2 separate regions of the Homo sapiens genome follow, and region 2 is linked to region 1. A link is a contact called in ENCODE Hi-C data. All regions are on one chromosome and are shown on one strand. The core of a region is the stretch at or near the end of the contact, and the rest is flanking DNA. Distances in the headings are between cores, read along the strand shown. Region 1 overlaps OTUD7A (OTU deubiquitinase 7A). Region 2 overlaps OTUD7A (OTU deubiquitinase 7A).

What was found. A loop is a pair of places that touch in the nucleus more often than their neighbours do.
Region 2: a loop to region 1 is called in a map of left cardiac atrium, with 6 times the contacts of the local background. The contact joins two enhancer-like sites. A Hi-C loop is called at or near these places in 7 of 168 maps with a recorded cell type or tissue (GM12878, IMR-90, Right ventricle myocardium inferior and 3 more).

Annotation. Positions count from the first base shown.
Region 1 is chr15:31,488,854-31,491,553 of GRCh38, reverse strand. The region is part of intron 10 of OTUD7A (OTU deubiquitinase 7A); the gene reads left to right. Among named protein-coding and RNA genes, the nearest start is that of KLF13, 160 kb to the right of the region's middle. RefSeq lists a silencer at 1,434-1,584 and an enhancer at 1,090-1,739. Within about 2 kb of position 1,378, at least 7 of the 41 ENCODE cell types and tissues checked have a DNase peak (open chromatin) inside an H3K27ac peak, as active enhancers do.
Region 2 is chr15:31,553,081-31,555,780 of GRCh38, reverse strand. All of the region lies in intron 5 of OTUD7A (OTU deubiquitinase 7A), which reads left to right. Among named protein-coding and RNA genes, the nearest start is that of KLF13, 230 kb to the right of the region's middle. RefSeq lists an enhancer at 890-1,473. Within about 2 kb of position 1,308, at least 2 of the 41 ENCODE cell types and tissues checked have a DNase peak (open chromatin) inside an H3K27ac peak, as active enhancers do.

The DNA.
Region 1 (2,700 bases), core at 129-2,628:
GATTTCATTTACACAGAACTTAAGGTGCTGATATTGTCACACAGCTCTTAGATGCTGTGTTCAGTTTCCCACCTCCTTTTTTTCTGTTTCAGTTTGTGTCATTTCTAGTAACCTATCTTGAGGTTTACAGATCAGATTCTTTGCTCAGCTATATCAAGTCAACTGACCAGCCCCTCAAAATCATTCTTCACCTCTATTATGGTGTTTTTCATTTCTAGCATTTTCATTTCTTTCTCATAGATTTGTTCTGTATGCTGAAATTAACCATCAAATCTTGCATGGTATCTGGCTTTTCTATTAGTCCTTAACTTATTAATCAGTTATTTTTAATTCCTTGTCTGATAGTTTCAACACCTGTGTCATATCTGAGTCTTGTTCTATAAACTGCTTTGTCTTTTATCAATGTGTTGGGTTTTTTTTTTTATCTTTCCTTTCGCCTCATAGGTTTTTTGTTGTCGTTGCTGAAAGCCAGGCATCTTGAGTAGGACAGTAAAGACTGCAGTAAATCACTTTTATTCCTGGAAAGAAGCATGCCTTTCCTTTTGCTAGGTTTTCAGAGTCTAGGTTTGGACCAGTCTAGTTATGATAGCCCAGGAAGGTCACCCCCATCCCCAGATCCAGGGATACAGTGCCTGCCTAAGACAGATGCTTAATCAGAGTAACAGAAGATGACCCTTAGTGCACCCAGTGTTTGTTGCCCTACACTCTGCAGTTTAAGCTTTTATTCCTTGGTAGAGGTAGGATGGAAATATCTATGGAGACACTCTCTTAGAACTCCTGCCAGTCTTTTTTGGGAGAACCAGGTAGGTCCTGTGGAGAGGAGCCTGCAGGTGCATGTGAATTTCCTTTATATCTTCAGCCCCCAGGGTTCCATATTATTTCACTAGCTGATACTGTTCCTTTACCAATTTAACCATTTTAGCTGAATGATTCTTACTGGGGTCCAGCTGAATTGGCCCTTCTTAAGCTCATGTCTGTCTCTCCTTGGAGGCACCTGTCTTTCCTTAGATATTGGATAAGTCGGTTTCCCTGTGACTTCAGCTGTCTGGTGGGTTAAAGATAAGTTGTGAATTTGCAGTTTGACTGGAATGTTTTCATGGTGGAACAATGCTCTTCCAGCTTTTCACATCGGAGACAAAAACCAGAAATCTTGATTTTTTTTTAGAAAATAAGTACTCAGAATATATTCAGGCTAGCATGAGATGATGCCTATATGTTTCCAGGCTAAAAGACATACAAGAGGCCTTTCAAAAACAAAAACAAAACACCTTTCCGGCCTTTTTAGGCTCATTTTGAAAAGCAGTTGCTGTTCTAGACATTTACCACCAGAGGGCAAGCCGCTGCATGGCTGCTCCTCACTGGTAAAGCCAGGTTTCCAATAGGGAAATGTCAGGGTGTACAGTTGAGAAGCAGAGGCATCCTGAGCAGCCGCTGCTCACGAGGAGGACCTGTTTTCATGGCCTCCTGGCCGGAACTGTCCCTGGGCTCTGCAGCCCCAGCCCTCACCACAGGCCGCAGTTGACCCTCTGCAGAAAAGCCTTCCTTTGAGCCCCTCGGTGTCTTCAGTTGTGAGCAGGCATGTCCGTAGAGCCTCTCAGTACCTGGCCCTTCACCCCAGCCAGATCTAGGCCGCAAGGCTGCTGGACCCTTCTAGGTGGACAGGCACTAGCCCCTTCAGGGGTATTCCCACCGTGCACTGGAGCCCTGGGCAGCCCAAGGAGTCCATTCCAGCCCTGCTGTTGAGGGGAGGAGTCCCCAGGAACCCCATGATAGGGAAGTGAGGGTGACTGTCTGGGGTGCCGTCTTAGCTTAGGTGGTTTATCTGAAACAAACAAACCAAAATCACAGTGACTTAACACAGTGGAAATCTAAAAGGAGTGTTCTCAATTGTCAGGCAGCTCTTCAGTGGAGATCTGCTGTCTTCTGCAGGCACCATGGAAGGGGAGTGGGGAGAGACACCCCCATGCCTGAGCACATCACCCAGCACTTCCCACATTGCTTCTGCCCACAGACCATGGATGCCACTAGGTGCCTGTTCCCCCTAAATCCTGGGGCCGGGGTGGCTAAGACATGGAGTGGTGGCTGGGCTGATGTTCTCCAACAGCAATTCTACCCTGGGAAGCGGGTGGACAGCCAGACCCAAAATGTCCAAGTTGCACCCACAGGAACTGCTTCTAACAGATTATTCTTGTTCTAGAACAATATTTCCTGAATTTGCTTGATTTTAAAAGCCACAGGAGATGCTTATTTAAAATGTTGCTTTTTGAGTCCCTTTCCTGGACACTTTGGTTTGGCCCATCCATTCATGGGGGCTTGGAACTCCCAGGAGCTGCACTGCTCTATTCTGGGAAACATTGTGGATGGGGAGAGCCTGTGCCACCCCCTGCCCCATGAGTAAGAAGCGAGGCTAACCCCTTCTCTGTTTGTGTAGTGACTCATAGAACTATGGGACAGGCTGCTGGGCACCACCCAAGGGAGACCTGTCCCTGAGCCAGCCCTGCAGCCCTCCCTGGGTGTGTCTGCCCTGCAGCTCAGATCTGGAAAGGGTGGCCACGTCAAGGCAGAACCCAGCAGGCTGCAGCAAAGCCAGGCCAAGCCACCCCTGACCTCTCAAATCAGAGCACTGCACTTTCCAATCCCAAGCCAGATTAATGAAAAGCCCGGAGCTGGTCATTGGTCAGCAAAGCTGCATTTCCCTTA
Region 2 (2,700 bases), core at 59-2,558, 64 kb before region 1:
GGTGATAGCATGAACCTGACCCCTGCCCACCATCCATCTGACTCCTCCGAACTCCTTTCCTCTGCTCTCAAGCGAGGTCTTAGACTAGGTCATTTCTCAGTGCCCTGCTATGCTCAGACTCACGTGAAGACCCTCAGCCGGCCAGTGCTAAAGGGTCTCCCACAGCCCATCTGGGTGAGGAGTTTGGTCACTGGAAAGCACTGGCAGCTCCTGTACCTTCCACCCCACAGCCAGGCTCTGCTCCCGTGGCCCCCACTGTCACAGTCCACTTTTCCATCATGAAGTGGCCATCCAAGAAAGCTGCTCAGTATTGCTGGGTACAAAGGGTAAATGCCTCTTCCTAATAGCTTAGTGCTTAGAATCTTTATGAATAAACTATTTATATGCAATATTATTTTACTGAATACATGAGAGATTGAAATACAGATGTCAAAAAATTATTTAGTAAAAAAAAAATCCATTTGTTTAAGGGACAGTTCTAGCTGTGCTTGGCAGGAAACATTATTTCTGTCATAAGACTTTGGGTGGAGGACTTCCTTTTCCCTTGGACAGAACATGAACCCAGGGCTCAGGTGGTTCTGAAAACTGGCAAACAGTGGCCTTCACTCAGTTAACATTGCCCACCATCCAGCTGTCCATCCTGGGGCCTGATTCCACTCTCCTGGGGCCCTGCGTGGTATCTGCCTGGCCTCCCGAGCCACATAGGCAGCCCCGTCTATTTTTGAGGCCTCTGTGTCAAGTGGGGTGCCAGTCTGAACTCCCATAAAACCCACAGATCTGGGAGACTGGTCTTCCCCAAGTCTTCAAACCCTGGAAAACACAACCCACTCCCACCTCATGACAGTCTCAGGGCAACAGAAGGGCCGGATCATCTGGGCCTAAAACCAGCTGACCTCCTGAGAGGAAGGGAAACACCTTTCGTTCTTTAATGACTAGCCTGCCATTGAGAAGGCAAGAAACCACTCCTTTTGCCATCAGCTGATCCTGCTGCATTTACACAGGAGATGGCTCGGAGACCGGGGTCTCTGGGTTGGGAAGTATCATCTGCTGCCTGTGGCAGCAGCTAACCACCATGTGGGTGAGATGGTGTGGTTCTTCAGTGTGTCTGGGGGCAGAGGGCAGAGGCATTTTTGTGTAATGCAGGAGTCACTGCATACATGGGAGATGGAAACGCATGTTGAAAAATCTCTAGGCACACCTTTGAGTTGTGCTCCAGGGGAGGATAATTGGATTGAGGGGAATCTGCCAGAGAATGGTAAGTTACAGAGGAGGCTTGTGGGCTTCTGAGTCAGCCCGACCCTGGCTTGAGGCCCGGATTGGCAGGGGGAGCTTGGCCACGTCACTTGGCCGGCTGGAGCCTCACTTCCTTCCCTCTGAAAGTCAGAGATGTGTAACGGCGGCCAAATGGAGACAGATTGACCCAGTGTCAGCCTGTGTTGAATGCCCACGAAATGCCCCATCCAGGTCTGGGGCTACCTCCACACTCCAGGCAGATGAAACCCCTGCCCTCAGGGAGGTGAAATTCCAGTGGAAGAAAGCCGATGAACAAGGGGAGCATGAAAATGAAGTGGGGCCTCAGAGGCTACTCTGGGGAGGTTAGGAAGGAGAGGGAATCCCGGGATGCCGCTGGAGGGCAGGGAGGGAGGCAGCAACAGACACCTGCGGGCCTGGCTTTCCTGGCAGAGGGAGTCTAACATCAAAGTCTTGGCATATTTAAGGAAGCCAGTGTCACCTGAGCTGGTGGAGCGAGGGTGAGAGGATTTGGAAAGGAGGGCAGGAGAATGGGAGCCGGGCGCTAGGGAGCCTCGTCCTTTAGGCTTCACTGAAGGTAGATAAGCAGCCCCTGGAGGGTTTTGAGCCGGGGGCTGACGCGTCTTGATTCACATCTGACAGATTCTGGCTGCTGGAGAATGGACTATGGGGTGGTAAGAGAAGAAGCTGGAAGAGCAGGGAGAGGCAGTTGCTCCAGACCAGGGCAGAGAGAGACGGCTGGCAGGGTCGTGGGGGTGGTAGTGCAGGTGAGGGGCAGTAGAGAGACACGGCTATGGGGTACGTTTTGAAGGCAGACCTACAGGCCTTGATGATGGAGGGCTGGGGCTCTGGCAGGCAGGGAAGAGTCCAGCATGGCCCTAAGAATGTTACCCTGAATATGGGGGTAGATAATGTTGCCTGAGGAGATGCAGACCCCTGGAGGAAGGGCAAGAAGAAGAGGCCAGCACTGTCAGGCAAAGCCCGAGACTGTAGTGAGACTTGTAAAGTTGCTGCCCAGATGAACATGAGGGTCTGGAGTCAGAGAGAGCCCTGCGTTGGGGATGCAGATGTGGAGTTAGTGCCCTAAAGTGAAACCCGTGGGATCCCGGAGTGAGCTCCTCGTAGGACCCTCCCACCATGCCCCCAACCTGGCTCCATGCAGTGGTGAGCATGAGTTGGACACACTTGTCTGGAGCATGGACAGAAAACAAGCTTTCCAAAGACTCAGGCTGGGGCCCTACAGTATTGAGGGCTGAGGAACAGAAGAAGGAGCCAGCAGAAGAGACTGGGAATGTGCGGGCCTGGGAATCAGGGCGAACCAGCGGTGGATAGTGACCCTGACGCCCAGGGTGGAAGGTGTTTCAAGAAGGGAGCAATCAGTGGTGCCAAATATGCCAGTAAGTCAGTGTGCACTAGAAACTGACCGCTGGGTTTGACTGTGAGGGCAAG